Regions from separate parts of the Homo sapiens genome. Here region 2 is linked to region 1. The links are chromatin loops, found by intact Hi-C in ENCODE. Cell type or tissue: ovary. All regions are shown on one strand. Each heading gives the region's core, and the rest is flanking DNA. Links, peaks and the distances in the headings are about the cores only. Region 1 overlaps LOC105371735 (a long non-coding RNA gene). Region 2 holds the start of LOC107985036 (a long non-coding RNA gene).

Region 1 (10,742 bases), core at 2,442-7,441:
TGCAATTGGGGAAGGGGGGTGGCGCTGCTGGTGTCTGGTGGATAGAGGCCAAGGGTTCTGTTAAACATCCTACAATGCACAGGACAGCTCCCCACAACAAATAATTATCCAGCCCAAAGTGTCAACAGTGTTAAAGTTGAGAAACTCTCATTAACTAATATAATGCGTATACATTCTTGGCATAGTTATTGGCATATAGCAAGTGTCTACCTTGAAGAATAAAGTTGATTGTGTCTGGAGAGAGTAATAGAATGCCTTAATGCCAGCTACAGCAGTAGGATTGGAAACTGGATGCTAATTCCACTCTCAGTCCCCTGCACACCCAGCTCCATCACAGCCTATTCCCTTGTGCTGACTGTGTGCATGCCAGTCTGGCTCATCCATCTGTCAGCTCCTTGGATGAAAGGCATTAGCCTGATTCCTCTTTGAATCCCTTCTGATGTTTAGTGCTGTGACTAAACAGCATAATGGAGAACACACTCCATTATGGTCAGTGAAATCAATAGCTGCCTTAGAGGTGGTTGGCAGTTTGGTTTGAGGAGTGGTAGAGATATATGGATGTAGGAGTCAATTGCTCAGTAAAGCAGGTGGGGCTCTTATAGGAGGCACTGATGAGGGACTGGGATAAAGAAGCGAATCCTCCAAGAACACTTGGCCTAGGCTGGAGGCTGTTCAGGCTCCAAACCATCACAGAGGATGAAGGAGCAAGAGTTTCTTAATCTCTCCCCTGGGAAGACTCCTGGTACTTCTATGGGACAGAGCCAAGGTGAGTGTTCACAGAACCACCAAGGACTGGACTAGGTCTACAAGGCACTACAGAAGTCATCTGGCTCCTATGTTTGTCTTAGGAGAAACCAGTGGTCCAGCTAAAAACTGGTAGAAGCTGGACCAGAGCCTATGGGAACATGTCTTAATGAACATTACATCCTCACAAGCTAGCAGAGAGCTTGATACACCAGAAATGCTTAGTAAGGTGTAAATGCCTCTAGCAGAGTTTCCTCTCCCATCTCAGGGTAATCAACTGTGAGGGTCCCTTCCTTGTCCCATCAGACCTAGATGGACCCTGGTCCATGAATATTTAAATCCCACTGCTTGTCTGGTAGTCTCACAATCAAACCCTAATTCAAGATCTCAAGTCCACAGGGCATAATAGCTTCATGTCACCTGGGTCTCCTTTAGACAAAAGTAGTGATTATAACAGTGGTATTAATAGTGACATAGTTACTGAACTTTATTAGATACTTATTGGTACTTTACACACTTTAGCTGATCACATCCTCCCATCAGTCTTATGAGGTAGGCACTGTTACTGTTCCCATGTTACCGATGAGCAAACGGAAGTTTAGGCACGTTCAATAGCATGCTTCAAATAACACTGCTGGTGTGGGTGGGCCCAGGCTTTAAACTCACAATCACCTGAACGTCAGCACCAAAACCCTTACCCACAACACTTGACGGCCTTACAGGGTACCTGGGCAGCAGCATGACTCAATGACCCTGAAGCTCATTCCCACACCAGCAGTGACACTGTGGGCAATTTACTTACCGTCTTGAAGCCTTAGTCTCCTTGTCTGAAAAATAGGCAGAATAAACTCACAGGACTGAATGAGATGTTGACTCCCAATACATGTTGATTTTCTTTCTTCCACGGAAATCCAATCTGTACAGAGAACTGAGTAGGACATTTCAATGTCATGTCTCCTGATGTCCCCTAATCCAGAGCTCCCCCAGCAGTATGCACAGACACCGTGCCTTGCCCACCCCCAGGAGTCTCTGGGGACAATGAGGCTGAGTCCCTAATTTCTTGGTATCCTCCCCCATTGCGTTAGCAAAGTGCCCAGACCAAAATTAGGCAATAAATCCTTGCTAAATTGCATGCATAATCAGACACAGAAAAAAGGAACACATATACATATGTATATATAGTATTTATACTTGTATATTACAGAGATAGAGGGAAAAGACACCTCATTCTCACGCCTTCAACCATAAGCTCTAGTTCTCCTCTTTTTTTGCTTTTTAGATGAGACACAGAGGGACACTTGGGGGCTGAAAGGAAGGACCTCCCTGCTAGAGCTGCACGGCCAAGCCCTTCCTTGGTGCTTTCTCTGCTATCTCCAGCTCTCTTGCTTTCTCTTCCCTGGGGCCACATCTTCTGATCATGACCAGTCTAGTGGCATTACCATGCTGCTTCATATGTTGTGGCTCAGTGAGTTGTCTGTGGAGAAACTTGACTAATGAATAATGACAGAGTAGAAAGAATGTGAAATGTTGAGTCGGGAAACCAGGATTTGAGCCCCAGTTCCATTATCTCATCAGGGTCCTTTCACTCTCTGAACCTCAGTTTCCTCTCTCATAACATGGAAACAGTGACCCCTCTTCTGCTTATGGAAATCAAATAGGATCATGCCTACTAAAGAGTTTCACATCAAGTGGGACACAGATAAAAGACATTATGAGTGCCACATCCATGAGATGAAAAGTCCTATGAGAGTAGAGACTATGCTTTTTACCTTTTGTATGTCCCTTTGCAGTGCCTACCACTATAGAGGTGGTATGTAGACACCACATCCCCATGTAGTGCCTACATGTTAAAATACGTGCAATGAATTCATAATAGTATGCATATTGATGCATGGAGAAAGATGAACGTGATCACAAACATAGATGCATTTCTCCTTTTCCCCCTCAATTCTATTTTTCTCTTTTTTATTCCCATTTCATTACTTATATTTCATTTTATTTTATGAAAGAGCTAGGAAATAAATAAAGTGAATTAAAACGAATACACAACTACTTGTATGGGGGTTATGGAAGTCATCAAATGTGAATGGGCACACAAATGAAGTCACTGTGATCTGTACACACTTAAGTATTTTTTAAAAGAGCGAAGAGATGGATAGAGACGGGAGGAGGTGGGGGGCATGGCTAGAAGAAGGTAGGTAGGGTTGATGGTAAAGGAGGCTGTGTAATAAGCACGATGATCAAGGTATGCTGAAATACCACCACTGCCAACCGCTGGTCACCAAAGATCAGAGGCAGCTGTAACCACACGCATAGAACACAAGGGGGAGAGGAAGTTCCACCCGGGAACCAGGCAAGGACAAACTTCTCTAGCGCTGTTCCTCTCTCCCATTTTCTGTAGAGTGTAGCTATGGCCAAGGCGGTGCTGATACAGTTTTGTTGAAAGCCTGTCTGTTGATGGTGGGCTTCAGGGACTCTCTGTGCACTTCTCTTTATTTGTGAAGCAGTTGGCTCCAGAGATTGAGTGACAGGGAGAAAGCAAACAGAGATGGCTTCTTTCTTCTATTTTTCCTTCGCAGGGGAAAGAGGGACAGAAGTAGACTAAAAGAGGAGAACACATACAGACAAAAATAGAAAATAAAAATTATTTAGAGGAAAAAACATCCAGTAGAGGATGAATAGGAAAGGAGTGGCGTGGGGTGGAGTTTCACACCTTTGAGGAAGGGAAATGACACGAAATAAAATCAGAAATCCAAGCCTCCTGCTCCTGGGTACTTTCCTTTACCCATCGGAGAGATTTGAGTCAGGCCTGCTTTGTTTATTTAGGAGAGGACTTTTGTTTCTTTAAACAGAAGTACTGGGTTAAAGGCTCCTCAGGATCAGATGGCTGTGGTCAGGCATGGTCCAGAAGCCCCGCTTTAGACCAGTGGGAGGGGTCAGCCCTTACATGACTAAGGGACTATAGGTAGGTGTGCCTCTTTAAAGCAAACAAAATAAGGGAAAATTAAAAGCTACTGATTTTACACTGAAGGGCGAGGACTCAAATTTCAGACTAATTTTTTGGCTATTAAAAAATGATTTGAGGATAAGGAACAGTTTGGAATTCCTCTTGTGAATTTTATTCCATATTGCACACCAGCATTTACTAAATACCTACTGTAAGTTATTTCTGTATGACATCATTATCCTGTTAGATTGGAAAGTGGAGAGAAGCCGGCATGGGAAGTGCCAAGGTAAGCAGTCCATTTCAAGTTGGAAGCGAAGACAGAATATTTCTTTTGGCCGGGTGCAGTGCCCATGCCTGTGGCCACTGCTTTGGGAGGCTGAGGCAGGAGGATCCCTTGAGGCCAGGAGCTCGAGACAAACCTGGGCAACATAGGGAGAGCCCCCATTTCTACAAAAAAGGTTTTAAAAATTAGCTGGATGTGGTGGCACCTTGTAGTCTCAGCTACTCAGGAGGCTGAGGCAGGAGGAGAGCTTGAGTCCAGAAGTTCAAGACCACAGTGAGCTATGACCATGTCACTGCACTCCAGCCTGAGTGACAGTGTGAGACCCTGTCTCAACAAACAAACAAATGAAAACAATTTTTTAAATAGGGTAGCTAAACAGTATTCAGTTCATACCTAAACTCAACTTTCACCTGCACCTGTGGTTTTGTAGGCGATGGAGCTAAGGAGTACTTGGTCAATAGCACCTTAAGTCAGGAGTTTTAAAATCAGGTAACTCAGCCAAGATTCTCTGGGTGCACAGATTCCTCTTGGCCCCCTGCACTGACTCAGGCTCCAGTGAGGTCTTCCCTGGGTGCTGGGGGTAACAATAGACAGGGTTGAGAGGTAGGAGGTGCCTCTCACCTGCCTCAGGAATCAGGCTCAGGGCAGGCCCCAGGTTCCCCAGGATTAGAAGAAGGTTCCCCATTCTTTCATCTCAGAGAGGGAGCCTCAGCATCAGAGCTGAATGAATTCACTCGTGTTCATTTGTTCATGAATTCTTGTATTTCTGAGCATCTCTCATATGCTTCAATCCTGGGGATATGGCTTCTAACAAGCCAGGCAGGGTCTCTGCCCCCAGGTGGAGACTTACATTCTGGTAGGACCAACAGATAGTTCACAAGGAAATGAGATGAATTGCAGAAAATGATTAGTACTGGGTAGAAAAGGAAACTTGTAATGGAATAGTGAGCATGGTGGAGGGTGGAGATAGGGAGACCAGCCAAGATCTCTGTGGGGCCGTGACACAGAAGAAGCCAGCTGCAAGGAACTCTCCAGGCAGAGGAAAATGCAAGTTATGAAACTCCGCAAACCGACCCAGCATACCTGATGCATAGGAGGAACTCCTCATCAGGTCTGGTCCTGGGTGGGTTCCTAGAGCTGCCCTCAATAACCCCGTCAAGGAAGAGAGCCTTTGCAGGCCCCACCCCAGAGATGCTGAGTCAGCAGAGGTGGGGAAGCAGGAATCAGCAGTTTAACAAGTGTTGGGTGATTAGAATTCACCTAGCCCTGCCATCAAACTGCTGGAGCAGATGGTGACATGGGGTTAATGACCAGAATCCCAGATTCAAACTCATTTTATCCCATTAACTGGGAGTTAATGATTTGGTCAAGTCTTGTCAAATTGCAGCAGGAGGAGGAGGCCTCAGGAATGATTGAGCACAAATGAAAAAACAGCACAGAGATGTTCCAAGGTTTCCTGAAGCCACAAAGCAACACGAGTTCACTCTGGGGTTCAGGTCAATCGGCAGCTGGGAGCCCCAGAGGTCCACTCAGTGTGGACTAGTTCTGTAGGTTTTGCCTGGAAAGAAAAAAGAAAACCAGCTATAGACAAAATCTCAGTAAACTACCCATTAAACGTCTGGCTTTGCTTCACATCCTTCCCTGGTATACCTGTCATGACAAATTACTTGCTAAGTGTTCACCAGCTGACTAAATGGGAATACGTGTTGTATGAGGCGTTTATTTATAAACCAACCAACAGCAAAGAGATGCTTTGGTTTTACAATAGTTGATCTTTAACCCTTCTTTATGGGAATGACAAATCAGAGGGAAAAGTTGTATTTTGAGATCACCGAGTTTCAAATTATAATGTCATCTGTTTATTAGCAAAGAATGATTTTTCCCCTTTAATGAGCAGGTGGTGGCCATGGCATGTACCTAGCACATGTTAAGTAGCAAATTAGCATTCGAGCTGAGCTGATTGTAGATCTCAGTTTCCTTAACTCTCCTGCCTGTTACTCTTTGCAGAGGCAGGAGGCTGCACCCTGAGCTTCTAACCCTCCCCAGAAACCAGGCTCAGGACTGGCCTTAGGTTCCCCAGGGTTAGAAGAGGGTCCCCCTCCTTGCGTCTCAGAGTAGCAATTTCAGGGTCATAGAAAGTTAATTAATTCCTGACTTCATTCATAAGTGAATAAATTTGCCACAGCAGAAATATGGGCATGTGGTCTAATAGGGGGTTAAACTGCCTGATTTGCAAATGAGTTTGTCTGAAAAGTTCTTTAATGTCTTGTCATACACTTCACCAAAAAGACCATAATTATACACAATTAGGTCAATGCTTACAAATCTGGGCCAAATTGACCCACTCTAAAACCAATCTCTGTTACCACTAGTGCCAAGCAAATAGGTATTGTAAACCTGATTGAAGAGGGGAATGCTTAACCAACTGAATAACACAAAAGCATTTTTAAGAATGATAGAATATCTGATGCCTTTATGTAAACCATACTGCTAACTGCGAGTGAGTATTATCAATTAAAGAGTGTTTTTAAGAAGATATGTGGAAACGTTTTATTAGCCATCAAGTTGAATTGCTACATGTGATAGAAAATGTTATAGCAGTATTTCTTAAAGAATATTCTATAATTCAGTTCCTGTTCAAGACTGTTGCCATCATGGTCTGTGCTATTGAGGTCTCGTTGAAGCATTTCTATTGAGTTTGTGGACCACACCCTTCAGACTCAGACACACTTGGGTTTGACATTTAAGCCCTCTGCCACTTTTCAGCTGAGGGACCCTGGGCAAGTTAGCTTTTTTCTCTGTACTCAGCTTTCTCATCTGTAAAATGGGCTTGGCAATACCCTCCTCTCAGAGTTACTGATAATGTCCGCCAAATGTCAAGCACAGAGCCAAGTGCCCGGCTGTGAAATGCACCATTAGAGCTATTCTCTTCTAGTCCCCCCTTCCCACCCTAAATCGCCTCACCCTCTTGGAAAGCTTTAGTCAAGAGCTGCTTCAGAAGACCTTGAGAAGACCTTAAGGCCATGGACAGGAAGCAGAGTAGTGTGAGGAGTGTGTTTGACACTGGCCTACAGGAAGGGATGGTGACACTAACAGGTAAACACTGCTCTGGGCAAATGATGTCTTCTAGAGCTATAAATGGTTCTCCAATCACCTGTAAGAGAGTGCCAACATCAAAAACGAATGTTCTCTTCGTAGTCATCAAGAGAAAGTGTCAATTGCTAAGTGTCTAAATTGTACCAGACACTTTATAATCTATATCTCGTTTCATTTGCACAAAAGTTCTGTGAGGCAGGCATTCTAAGCTCCATCATTTTGGAGGTGGGGAAACTGAAGTTCAGAGAAGTTTAGTCACTTCCCCCAAGGTCACAGAGCATCACGTTATGTTTGTAATCCTCAAAACAAACAAATGGCGAAGGGTAGAGGTAAGCAGTCAAAGAGTCTAAATGGGAAAGGAGCAATTAGAGCAACTCTGAGACCCATCTCGGCACACATGAGAAAACATGTCTGGGACACGAACTGAGAGAAAATATGATCCTGTGAAAAGAAGAGGCTTCATGGGGAAAACAGATCTGGGCTGCTGGGGAGGAGGGCGGAACACAGCCTGGGAGAGGGCTGGAGGTGGAAGGAACATGAACAGATATGGAGCAGCATGATTTCCAGCTGGGCAGTGCTAATCCCAGGAACCCATGAGCCATGTTGCTTCTCTCGCTATCCACACCATGGAGCAGGGACTTGTGTGTGTACCTATCTCTCTGCCTCCTCCCCCGCTGATCCTTGAGTTATCAAAGGCAGGACATGTATCTCATTTACTTTTGTTTCCCCAAAACCATACAGTGCCTGGTATAGAGTTAGAGGCCAACATACCTATTAAACAGGTGGATGAGCTGAAGATTAGCAGATTAATCCAGGAAGTCTTCCTGTAGGAGAGGGCCTGGAGCTGGGGAAAAAAAAAAAGGACAACAGAGATGTGGTGTGGTAGAAAAAAAGGCATAGAGATGTTTAATACAAGTGAGGAACTGATGTGTGTGTGTGTGTGTGTGTGTGTGTGTGTGTAATCAGGGACAAAGCATAGAAAGGACTGCTCCTTTCCTAAATTTGGGAAGAAGTGTTCCGGATCTGCTTTAACAACTTGCATTTTGGAGACAAATATGCCTGAGTTCAAGTCCCACCTCTGACACCACTAACTGTAACTTGGACACAGCACTTTACTTTTGTGAGCCCCAGCTTCCTCACCTGTACAATAGGGATAATAACAAGAACATGTACCTGTCAAGATAGTTAAGAGGGATAAGTAAGATGATATGACACCCTCACACAGGTCCTGACACATGGTAGACCTTTGTTAATTTTGGTCCTCCTGCTTTAAAAACCTGTGTCCTATCCTAGGAGTCCAGGACCTCTTGGTTAACGAATATGTGAAGTTTATCAATCTTTGCCATTGTGCTTGCTTGTGATGCTTCTGTTCTCTGAGCTCCCAGGATCAATAAACCACTGATTTAATGCTACAGGTTGCTTCAGAGTGCACCTGGATGTTTTTGTCAGTGGACCTAGTTTAGCAGGGGTCCAGATGGAATGAAAACATATTTCAGAGTAGAGCTAAACCTAGAGGGACGTGCCCTCAGCTGCCTTCTTTTCCAACATTGTCCAAGGAGTATGATTTAAGCCTGGAAAGCCCTGAAGATGAGAGCTTGGCTCATCAAGGTGACTCCATGTGGCTCTGCCCCAGCTTGGCAGTGTGGCTTGGGATGGCCACTCAGACTTTCTGTTCCCTTCCTTCTGATGGGAATTTAGCACCATTGATTCAGTAGGTTCTAGCCATTTGAGCTCTGGCATGGGCCAATAGGGCGAGCCACACTCACCTGCTAGCAGGAGCTGACTGCCAGTGGAGTTTCAGGAAAAAAGAGGTAGGCAGCGGAAAGGCTAATTCTTTGCTCCCACCTATAGTTCCGGCTGTACTTCCATCTGACAAATCCAGGATCAGAATACACACACACACACACACACACACACACACACACACTGCCCAAATGTACTTCCATCTGACAAATCCAGGATCAGAATACACACACACACACACACACACACACACACACACACACACACACACACTGCCCAAATGGAATGGTATGCAGCCAGTCCCACCTGGAGTCCCAGTTGCCTTTCTCTTTCAAATACAGACTCTCCCGACAGCTATGTGGCGGTGGGGGAGGCGACTACTTGTTGCTCCTTCTCTGAGGCTCCAGGGGCAACTTGGCTTTTCTGTCTCAGGAGGGGCTCCTGGCTGCTCTCCTAGAATGCCCCCTCGCTGTCTGCATCAGAGGCACTGTGGGTTTGGATCGCCCCCTTCCTTCTGCATTTTTAGCATTCTCCCCTCTGGAGATCCCAGGCTGGGTCTAACCTGGGATCCCTGACATTGATGCAAAGGAATGCCGCCTCCAACCTCACACCTGGCTCCTAGGAGTTTAGCACTGTCTTCCTGCCACCTGGGGGGCGGGGTGTCATGTCAACCCTCGAAGAAGCCCCCACTAGCTACCTTCAAAAAAGGCTAAAAAGAAAACTTGGAGAAAGTCCCCAGCCCCCACCAGCCCTTCTCCCCCGCCCTGCCCTTCCCCCCAAGGCAGCCTAGCAGGGACAGGGAGCTGGGGCGGGGGAAGCAGGCAGGCTTTGTGACCTGGGGGTTGTCCCTTTTTTCCCAGGAGGCGAGGAGAGAATGGATCCCGGTCTGAGCTCCCCGCTTCCGTCCCCAGTCTCCAGATACCGGTCCTCGCCTCTCCGCGCCGCGCGCTGCCTCCTCTCCCCGGTGCTAGCAGCGGCCGCTGGCATTTGGAATTCTGCCCACAAAAGGGGGCCTGGAGGAGGAGGAGAGGAGGGACGGAGGCCGGCGGCGAGAAACGGCATTCGGAGTCCAAAACATCATGGGAAAAGGAACCGAGCGGCGGCGGCTCTGAAGGCTGTGCCGCTGCGCCCGACCGCAGTGCATCAGCGTGGCCGCCCTGACATCCCCCAGGATGGTTAACATGGGGCATTATGCGCTGGTTAACAGGCTCCGAGCTGCTCAGCGACTTGTTTTAAGCATTTTCTCTCTCGCTCTCGCTTTTAATCTTGTCTCTAGTGGCGTGTGTAGGGGGGAGGACTTTATTTCCATTGGCTAAGCTCTCCCTTCCCACCCACATCTCTTCCACATCACCTTGGTGTCTCCCTAAATAAAACCAGCCCTCCTTATCGCCTGGAAAAAATCAAGAGCTAGAGTTTGAATGGGTTTTATATAAACACTCACCCCTGTCAGCGTGCGGCTGGGCTCTCAGGATAAACTCACAGCATCTGGCGCGATGCTTGCCTTGCGTTCTCTCCCCTGAACGTCAAGGTTTAAGCAGAGCCCGAGGACTGGGAGCTCTTCTCTGAAATTCGATCAACCTGAAGCCAGTTGCGGAACTGCACGGGGTCCCGATGGACCTCAAGGAAAGCCCCAGTGAGGGCAGCCTGCAACCTTCTAGCATCCAGATCTTTGCCAACACCTCCACCCTCCATGGCATCCGCCACATCTTCGTGTATGGGCCGCTGACCATCCGGCGTGTGCTGTGGGCAGTGGCCTTCGTGGGCTCTCTGGGCCTGCTGCTGGTGGAGAGCTCTGAGAGGGTGTCCTACTACTTCTCCTACCAGCATGTCACTAAGGTGGACGAAGTGGTGGCTCAAAGCCTGGTCTTCCCAGCTGTGACCCTCTGTAACCTGAATGGCTTCCGGTTCTCCAGGCTCACCACCAATGAC
Region 2 (10,742 bases), core at 3,489-8,488, 50 kb after region 1:
ATACATTAACTCATTGATTCCACTGGTAGCTCTGTGAGGTGTATACTATTAGTATACTCACTTTATAGATAAGAAAACTGAGGCTTAGAAAAATTAAGTAAACTTTCTAAGATTATACAATCCATTAGTGACAGTGGAAGATTTAAACCCATGGCTGCCTGATCCAGAGGTTAAGCTCTTAATCACTATGCTTAACTACCATGACACATGAAAATGAGCCAGGAGACCCCCCAGCCTGACACCAGAAGAAGAGCCTTGAAGCCTTACAGGAATTCTCCAAGGTCCTGGCTAAGAAGTTGCACTAGAGAATGGCATTCAAAGGCACTGCGGAGCTGATTTTCATTCTGAGGACTGGATAGTGTAATGTCCTTGAAGCTGATGGGGAGATTTGCTCCTTGCTGTTATTTATCTAATCTCCCCTGGAATCTGTTCCTCCTCCTCTTTTCTCAATCTTGGTTAATGATGACATTATCTAGTGGATCTTCCAAACCAGAAACCTCAGAGTCATCCTCAACTCTTCCCTCCTTGTTAAGGCCCCACCCCCAAATAATCCATCACCAGTCCTGCCAATTGTATCTAAGAAACATATCTTGAATCCAGCCTTTCTCCTCTCCACCCCCACAGCTATGGTCTGAGCCCAGGACTTCAGCATCTTCTGTTGGGATGATTGCAGTCACGTCTCTTTAACTAAAGCCCTTCCCAGTCTGGACCCCAGGTTCCCTAGGTTACCTCTCCTGGTACCACATCCCACGAGACCCATGCTTCAGGTACTAAAGTTTCCCTCAAAATGAGGTGCCTATCCATGACTCTCAGTCTTTCACAGGCTATTCTCTCTGCTTCAAATGTTGTTCTTCCATTTCAACATTGGGGAAACTCCTGTTCATCTGTCAAAACCCCAACCATATGCCGTTTCCTCTGTGAGTTCTCTGAATGGCTCACTGCCCTCCCTGTGCTCTGGCTGTACTCACTTATACATGTGGGTCACACAAACTGGGCTGTTCTATAATTTGTCTGTTTATATATCTTTTTTCCACCAGAGATAAGACCTTATTCATCTTTCTCTCCTCTTCCCTAGTATACTGTGTAGCCCATATAGATGTTATATAAAGACTGTTGGTTAAATGAATGAAAAATCCTGACAGATTGATGAATTGAAGGGATGAATCTGGGGAAAACAGTGGAGTCTGACAGTAACCTGTGTGTGTGCACACTTTCCATATACACAAACCCACGATACATATTTCCAGGTGCATATTCTCTGCCAGAACACATCATATGCATGCACCACACACATACTACATGCTACACACTACACATACTTATTTCCGTGCACACATTGAACCAATGGCTGGTTCACATTGCATACACTTGGTACACACCCACCCACCCACACACACACATATTATACGCCCTCCTCCCCCCACACACACTTGCAAAAGGTATCGGAGTCTCAGAAGGAATTCTTTGGAGTCTCAGGAATTGTTATTACTGCCAAGAGGCCCAAGATTCTTAACAGAATCATGCCATGGGAAATGCTACCCTTTAGGTAAGACATACTAACAACAATCACAAGCTTGTGGGTGGCATCTTTTAAATCTCACCCCTAGGGAGAAAGACAGGTGGTCTAGGGAGAGAGAGAGCAGGCAGAAGCTTTTTCAGAGGCTTCATGAAAGCTGATTGGTAAGAAATGAAAGAAAATGCCACCACCAGCCTGACTGCCACCCCCTGACTAGAATGTAAGATTTCTTTAACACCTTAGCAGACATACTCCAGCAGGAATTACACCACCTCACTGGCCTACACTGAGGGGTGAATCACTGCCATAAAGCCTTTACTCAGAGCAGGGTTTTCTAATGAGGATGGAGACTCACATGGGAGAGTGCAAAAACTGACACTGAAGTAAATTCCCAGCCCTGTGCTAGGTTCTATCTATTACCTTCCTTAATAGCCACCTGAGGAGGGAGACATTATTGTTCCCATTATGCAGATAAAAAACAGAGGCCTAGAGAGAGAAAGGCATTTTTCTGACATTATACATACTGGTAAAACAAGGATTCAAACTCAGGTCAATGCAACTGTAATCTTGGTCAGTCCACCTTGCCCATTGAATTGAGAGGGAGAAAGGTGCTCAGAAAAGGGACTGCAGGAGACCAAAGGTCAAACGGTTTTCTCTGTGACTTTGTCAAGAGTTGTCTATACTCTCAACACTCTCTCACACCAAGTGGTTTGGGTGTTAATCTCATGCTGTTCCATGTTGGGTATCATATGCTTTCCCTTTCTTCCTGCCCTTCTCTGGGTTTGTGTCTCTAGTTTGGGGCTTCAAAACCCATATAGAGTGGATCCCATCAGCCTTCTCCCCATTATCTGCTGTTAAAATTGTTATATGTGTTTGGAACACATTTTCACTTATGTAGTTATATGTACTCTTGCGCTATTGGATAAAAGCAGATATACCTGAATAAGGGGAGTGTTGGTCAAGTTACAGCTGAAATATGGTGTTTTCAACTTGTTAAATTCTAAGTGCCACATCCTGTAAGAAACATTATCCAGAAGAGGGAAGTGGGATAGGACAGGGTCTAGGAACAAAGCCATATGAGGAATATTTGGAGGAATTGAAAATGTTCGGCCTGGTTAGACTTGCAAATATTTGAGCAGCTCCAAGCCACACAAGAATAGAAGTTAAGAGAAGGAGTGTTAACAAATGGATTAGTGAATGAATGAAAAACAATTAAAGCCATCAATTAATGGCCTTCATCTCTTCAACATCTGTTGAGAATCCACTGTCCTCCATACTCAGCACTAAGGTCTATATGAAATGGTTTCTTTGGGTGGTAGGCAACCTCCAGTCCCAGGAAGAATTCAAGCAGGGGTTGAGTGACTACTTGTCATGGGCAACATTAAGGAGATTCTAGTACTGAACGGATGATTGGGAAACATGAGTTCTAGTGCACTGCAATTCAGATTCCCAAAGCTCCTTAAACATAGGTACAGATGTCTTTGTTTTTGTACCATCCAAAACACTTAATGTAGGATACTACATGCTCTAATTGTTGACAGGTTAGTTGGCTAATGTAGCACATGACTGTGCTATCCACTTGGATAGTCGGTGTGCAATGGGGTGACTAAGCAAGTAGTTGTTTTCCATGCCCCAAGAGAATTAGATGAGAAGAGAGCTGAAACAAAAGCAAAATGGAGTTGGCTCTAAAGAATGTGTTGACCTTGAAGGTTACTGGTCACTGAAATGAGCAACGGAGGGAAAGTTGTTTCTCTGTTCCAAGTGGTTCCTTGAAATCTCTAGGTACCCGATTCTACAAGACAATAATCACGGGGTGCTCATTAGACATGGCCCTGGGCTATACAGTCAGAGCTGGACAGAATTATTCAAATTGTCCTGGCACCTGCTGGACTTCACTGTCTTAACTAATTGCCCTGCCTCCTGACCTTATGTCTGCCTCCTCTTACCCACAGCTTTTGGTGGCTCCAGGCGATTGCTCCATGAGCTCTGGGGAATAATGCTGGCTGTGTCTGTGCCTCCACCCTTTGCATCATAGGCTGAACCTGCTCCCCACTTCTCAGGATAACACTTAACCCTCACTGTTTTCAACACAGAAACATTATTCTGGGAAAAAGAATGATGCTAGGTACCAGGTATTGGGCAAATTGTAGTACATCCCTGACTTGCTTTTAGCCCCCCAAAAAATCCTTTCTGCAGATGTGGATCTAAGAAGTTAGGAATGTTGCCAAAAACACACAGCAAGTGAGTGGCAGAGTCAGGTTCAATTGGGTATTATTTTTTCCTTGTCCTTGCTCCAAATCTCATGTTCTTCCTACTTGATGGGAAAAGGGCTAGCCCCATGCAGAAGTCTCTCTCTCTCACCCTCACAGACCTTCCCAGAGCCACCTGCTTGGTTTTAGAGTGTGGGACAGAACATGCTGTCCTCCCAGTTGATGAATGCCAGCTGTGCCTCCCTTTGCTATGAGCCAAGAGTTGTGCTAAGGGATGGCTTAAAGTGCAACCATTTAAAGCACTTTTCCTAATCCTGTTCAGGTTTGTTTCATTCAACTAGGTGCAGGCAGGAAGGATCAGCCAGCTTGGACAACTGCACTGCCAATTTCTTCTTGATCTAAGAGCATCTGCTTCAGGGAATAGTGTGTTCTGAGGAACCTCATGAACTAGCTTTGCACCAAATGAGAAATTCCACCTTGTGATGATCCTTCCTGTCTCCTCTGAGGCAGTTTCTAGACTATAGTAAGTGCTCAACAAATAGACGATGGATGACTAAATGCAGATCTGGTGCCTCAAGCTCTTCATCTTTTAAATGATGAGGATAACTGTATCTTCCTAGCAGGAAGTGAGTACTAAATCAGCAAGCTCATTTTATTCTTTTTGTATTTTTATTTTTTCAGAGAAATGGTCTCTGTTGCCTAGGCTGAAGGGCAGTGGCCCAATCATAGCTCACTGCAGCCTCAAACTCCTGGGCTCAAGTGATTCTCCTGCCTCAGTCTCCCAAGTAACTGCGACTGTAGGTGCACACCACTGCACCCGGCAATTTTTTTTTTTTGTACAGACAAGGTCTCACTTTGTTGTTCAAGCTGTGCTTGAACTCCTGAGCTCAAGCGATCCTCCTGCCTTGGCCGCCTAAAGTGTTGAGATTATAGGCATGAGTCACCACGCCTGGCTTAATTTTCATCTTCTTCCTTTTTTTTTTTTCCTTAAGACAGAGTTTTGTTCTGTTGCCATAGGCTGTAGTGCAGTAGTGCAATCATAGCTCACTGCAACCATGATTTCCTGGGCTCAAGTTGTCCTCCCACCTCAGCCTCCTAAGAAACTGGGACTACAGGTGTGCACCACCATGCCCAACTAACTTTTTGATTTCTAGTAGAGACAAGGTCTTGCTATGTTGCCCAGCCTGATCTCAAACCCTTGAGCTCAAGCAATCCTCCTGCTTTCACCTCCCAAAGTTCTAGGATTACAGGCATGACTCATTTTATTCTTGACACATACTTGACACTTAGTAATCTCAATAATATTCTCTCTCCACCCCACTCCTCCAGCTTCCTTCGCCCCTCTCTTCGGGCAATGTCTGGAAGCAAAGAGCTCCTCTCCTTGGGGTTGCAGTCTACTCACTCCAGCCAAAGGGTCATCATTCACTGGTCACTTGGGGTTTGTTGCACAGAGCCCAGATGAAGATTCCACAGTGAAGATACTGTGATCAAAATACTGTTGGTTACTTGAAACCCATCAGTGCTTGCTTAGCCCCTGATGAATGTGTTTCATGTCTGATGCCTTCCACTCTTTCTCACTCCCCAATCTACTTGACCCTACTCTTGATTTGGGAAATAGGGACATGATTGACGCAACCCAAGCCTAGAGAGTACAGCTGCTCAGCCATAAGACCATGAAGTAACATTAATAGGTCTCATCCTATTGAGTGTGTCCTGTACTCTTAGCAATATTGAAGCTAGAGAAATCATCCCACAACATCCCACAGACACGAGCTTACAATGTCTTATGGAGTGAGAACGTTCATCCTAAGAGGCTTCAGGGAGCATCACTACCCAGCCTGTAACAAGGCCTTATCTTGTAAATGCCCAGAGGACCAGGGAAGGGTTGGTTTCACATGCTGGCTTCACTGCAGAGCCTAGGGATTAATACATAAGGCATTCCGTGTTGGTGAAGCATTTGATCTGTGGCTGGTTTCAGCTAAGAATTATGTGGTCAAAGAGTGAGTTTCTTGTACTTAGCCATCTCCCTTGGCTGCCCTGTGATACACATGCTTATGTGTGTGGGCTGAAGTTTTCCTTTTTTTTTTTTTTTTGGCCTGTCTTGCGTCTGAAAATCTGCAGAAAACTTTGGAGGTGGTGGAAGCTTGAGAAGGATCATCATTTGTATTTAGTTTGTTAGCTAATACATTTATCAGGGATGTCTTTTTTTGTTATTGAATTTATTATGATGAGTTCAGTATTTGTTGGTACTCTAATGTATTTAACTTGCACTGTGATCCTATGAGGTAAATATTATCACTGTTTTACAAATGAAAAAGACTGAGGCTCAGAGATTATAGGGAAGTTGCTCAGTTTCATAAATTTAGACTGTGGAAGAGATAGCATTCAGATTTTGGTCTCTTCTATTCTGAATATATTATTCTTTCCACTAAGACTAGTGTCTTTCTTCAAATACAACTTTGTAACAATGACTATTTTGGGAAATCACTTTTAGTTACTAATACCTTAAAAAAAAGTCTTTTATATTCCAAGTTCCCATGAGAATTTTTTCCATATGGCTATGCATTTTAATATAGTTATAATCATTATATAGAAATAATTTTGTATTCTATTATCTTGACTTAATATATATGATATGCTTTTCCCAAAATCACTAAATAATCACTAAAATTTATAAGATGGAAAAATAATCCATTGGGTTAAATTCTCATAATTTACTAGAACATTCTTCTATTATGAGCCACTTGTTTTTCTCAGCTTTTGCTATCATAAATAATGCCGCAGTGAAGATGTTCATACATAGAAATCCTTCTCCCAAAGCAGTGTTTTGTAGGAGAAGAAACGGGATTGGAATCAGACTGCATTTGAATGCAGATTCTCCCTTATAATAATGGTGCCATATCAGGTAAGTCACTTAGCCATTGTTCTAATTTCCTCATCAAAAACAATAAGTGTCAAAGGCTTGACTTGCAGAATTAGCAGCAGAATAACGTGCCTAGCTCAGAATAGATAGGCAATAAATTTTAGTTACACTATCCTAATGGGAAAACTCCGTAAGTAGAATGTCAGAGTGCATATACTTTTGAATTTTGACACCTACTGTAACATATCTTTTCAAAAGGGTTAGGACAATTTATGCTGTCACAAGCCATGTATAAAAGTACTGTTTTGCCACAGACCCAGAATCTGTTTTATCATTTTTGGTGCCTGTATATATAATATAACATAATATAATATAATATATATACATTATATTATATAATTATATAATATGTTGTATATAATATATACTATTATATATATGTGTGTATATATATGTTTTTTTGAGATGGAGTCTCGCTATGTTGCCCAGGCTGGAGTGCAATGGCATGATCTCCGCTCACTGCAACTTCTGCCTCCTGGGTTCGAGTGATTCTCCTGCCTCAGCCTCCTGAGTAGCTGGGATTACAGGTGCCTGCCGCCATGCCCAGCTAACTTTTTTGTATTTTTAGTAGAGACAGAGTTTCACTATGTTGGCCAGGCTGGTTTCGAACTCCTGACCTCAAGTGATCCACCAGCCTCGTCCTCCCAAGGTGCTGGGATTACAGGCATGAGCCACCGTGTCTGGCTTGTGCCTATAATTTTGAAAGGGTAACAGGACGGGAATGAAAAGAGCCCTGTGCCCTTTACTAGTGAAGATGCTGGACGATATGATCACAAAAAATGAGTCACAAAGCTTTTGAAAGGCAGAGACTGATTAGGGCCAGCAAGGCTTATAGGTAAGCCATATCTGACTAATCAAATCCCCTTGAACCCAGGGACCGATGGGATATAAAGAATCTATTCTTGACAGGAAACACTATCTGACCTCAGCATGGGTGCTTGGTAGACATTGCAAAGCCTTCCTAACCGATGATTTTTTTTAAGGAGGATGTCATCTAATACGAAGGCTTAACAAGATCCTCTCCCAAATTGGATTTGACATATGCCTGGCACTTGGGCAGCTGAGCCCTCCCTCCCCAGCCAGCCCTCTGCAGCTACAGCCCAGGGCAGCAGGGCTTTGTCCCGCCTGCTGCTGGCACAGCTGCTAATCCCAGGCTAATGATCAATCCTGAGGCAGCGGCAGCAGAGAGGCTGGGAGAGCCAGGGGCAGAGAGAGGGCGAGGAAGAGCTAGGTTTCCTAGGGCAGTCACAGAAGGCAGCCTTCCCAGAGTTGTTCCTGGTTAGGAATTAGGCCAGCGCCCTGGCTCCCTATCCTAATCTGGGCAATACCTTAGAAAGTATTCCAGAAAGAGAGAAAAAAGTGGTTGCTGGGGCTGACTTGATGCCCACGTTTGTTTGTTCAGCCCATAAGCCCACCCTATAAGATAGGCAAGACTGGGGACTCTCTTCTCAGAGCATCTCCTTAAGGTTGTTCTTGATTTTCTTTCACTTTATTTTTATTTTACTTGGGAAAAAGATTGGAGGGAAGGGGTACATCAGAGGTGATTTGTCTTGGATGTTCTATTTATTAGAACTGGATCTGAAAACCTCAAGCCAAAATACGAATTTTAGAAATACTATCCCATACTATCTCATCTCATCTCATCTCATCTCTCTCTCTCTCTTTCTCTCTCACACACACACAAACACACACACACACGCATATACCTAGTCATAAAATCTATACAGTATCACGATAGATAGATAAAGAGAGAGAAAAACTTATTTTCAGTGTTACAATACCTGGACTCATGTCTAATCCATGACTGCTGTGTGATCTTGGGAAAATCATGCCTCCAAATTTTTATTTTTCAGCTTAAAAAATGAGAGTAGAGTATATGAATGAGCAAGTCCTCAATGAGGAAGGCTTAATGGCCAATATACACATGAAAAGATGCAGGTTTATATAACAGTGAGACTCCGTTTAAAAGCTGTCAGATAGCACATGTGGTGGGCATGTGTTTGGGTGTGTGTAACGTTACCAAGTGTTGGAAAGGATATCGATCAAGAGAAATTCTCATTTACGCTTGATGAAAGTATAAACTGGCAAAACTGCATTTTTTTTTTACCCATATCAGTGAATGCTTATATGGTAAAGACAGATGATTCTCATATTCTAAGATCTAGGAATTGTACACTTACCTTTGTCTTGGAACATACATGTACGTAGAAGACATGCACAGGACTGTATACTTTTGGCATTGTTTGTACATATGAAAAATCATAAACAACCCAAGTGGCAGCCCAGAAGCAGAATGGAAAACTAGATTTTGGTATATTCCTGCCATAGTATTTTACAGAGCAATGACAATAAATGAACTAGAGCTATACGTATCGTCTACATGCATAATCCTCAAAAAACAAAGAGTTAAACAGAAAACAAAATAATAAGTTACAGAAGTTGCCAGAAAAGATAAGAAAAGACGCAACTAACTACATGTTGCTCACAAGAAATCCACTTTAATAGGTTAACACATAGGTTGAAAATAGACAAAATACCCTAAAACTTAAAGTATAATAATAATAAAATAAAATAAAAATAAAATAAAATAAAATAAATCAACAAATAAAAAAAGAAAATAGACAAAATATGTTGAAAGTAAAAAGATAAGATATTCCATGCAAACACCACTAACCATAACCAAGATATAGGGGGTAAAATAACATTAGACAAAATAAATTTCAAGATAAAGAGTATTATGGATAAGAAAAATAGCATATTTTAACATATAAGGGTCAATAAGTGAGGAAGACATAACAATTATAAATGGATATGCACTTAACAGAGTTTCAAAATATAACGAAGAAAAAAATAACAGAACTAAAATCAAAATAGACATATCTGCTATTAGAGTTGATTTTAACACTCTTCTTAGTCATTGATAAAACAGTTACACAAAGAATCAACAATGATATGAAATATATGAATGACACAGTAAACTGCTTGGACCTAATTGGCACTTATAGAACACTAAACCCAATAACTGCAAAATGTTTTCAAATGTACGAGGAGTGTTCACCACGATACACCATATAACGTAAATATCATAAACAAGTCATAGTAAACTTCAAAAGTTTGAAATCTTATAGGGTAATAGGGTAAGTTATATGACAGTGGCATAATTACATTTGAAACCAATAAAAGTAAATATTTTGAAATTAAACTATACATTTATAAACTATAGTTCAAATAAGAAATCACAAGGAAAAATTATAAAATATTTCAATCTAAATGATAAAGACAATTTATCATATCACAATTTGTGAGAGCCACATCTAGGAGCACCTACAACTATATAAAAAAATGCATGAACAGGATATTTATTGTGGCAATATTTGAGATTTCAAAAAATTGGAACTTCCAGAAAGTTTCAGCAGAGCAGTTTTGTTGAATAAACTATGGCACAGTCACTCAATGGAGTATTATGTAGTTGTTGAAAATAAGTAAGGAAGATCCTTGTGAACTGATACAAAATGATTTCAAAGAGATGTTTATAAGTAAAAAAAAGCGAGATACAAATGAGCATGTGTAAGAAAAAGGGTAAGTAAGGAAATAGCCACATATCTGCTTATCATTACATAAAGAACATAAGAAGGATAAACTGGAAAATAGTGAAATTGGATACCTACAAAGTGTGAGGCGAGGTGGGATGGAAAAGTATGAGAAAGAGTGACACTTTTCTAATTACGTATTTTCAAATATTTGACTTTCGGATGCATGCTAATAATAAAATGTCAGTATAACCCCCAAATTAAATTAAAGCCGAAAAATGTAAAGGAGAGAACCCTAAAACTGAAAGCAAACTGACAAATGAACCTAATTATATTTCAAATTAATACCATAACTAGCTGGAAGGGAATAAAGAACAAACTATTTTGAGTACCTTATGAACACAACTTGTGACTACCTTTAGTTTTGGTCAGATTGGACTTGTGGTGGGGGAGAATTGAAAATAATTGATAAACTCCTTTTAGTAGGTTTGCCTATCATAGTGTTTGAGTGAAGCAATTCTGAATGTACTTTAAGATACTGTAGAACTGAACAAAAGAGTAAA

Evidence for each region. A loop is a pair of places that touch in the nucleus more often than their neighbours do. Peaks named below come from ENCODE experiments on the same cell type or tissue, not always from the same donor. Only the 100,000 strongest peaks of a DNase experiment are listed, where the experiment ranks them.
Region 2: a loop joins it to region 1, with 2.4 times the contacts of the local background. A loop is called at or near these places in 2 of 110 quality-filtered maps.

The regions. Positions count from the first base shown.
Region 1 is chr17:34,156,215-34,166,956 of GRCh38, reverse strand. LOC105371735 (a long non-coding RNA gene) reads right to left here. Exons shown (of 4, transcript NR_188344.1): 1 at 10,255-10,742; 2 at 7,842-7,914; 3 at 5,058-5,532; 4 at 1,207-3,345. It also overlaps a transcript of ASIC2 not described here. Among named protein-coding and RNA genes, the nearest start is that of LINC01989, 22 kb to the left of the region's middle. RefSeq lists an enhancer at 9,318-9,872 and a silencer at 10,172-10,330. In ovary, for the core only: no CTCF peak of the experiment used is centred there; no DNase peak of the experiment used is centred there.
Region 2 is chr17:34,107,535-34,118,276 of GRCh38, reverse strand. It overlaps LOC107985036 (a long non-coding RNA gene), which reads left to right and starts at 6,471. Exons shown (of 7, transcript XR_007065718.1): 1 at 6,471-6,631. It also overlaps a transcript of ASIC2 not described here. In ovary, for the core only: no CTCF peak of the experiment used is centred there; no DNase peak of the experiment used is centred there.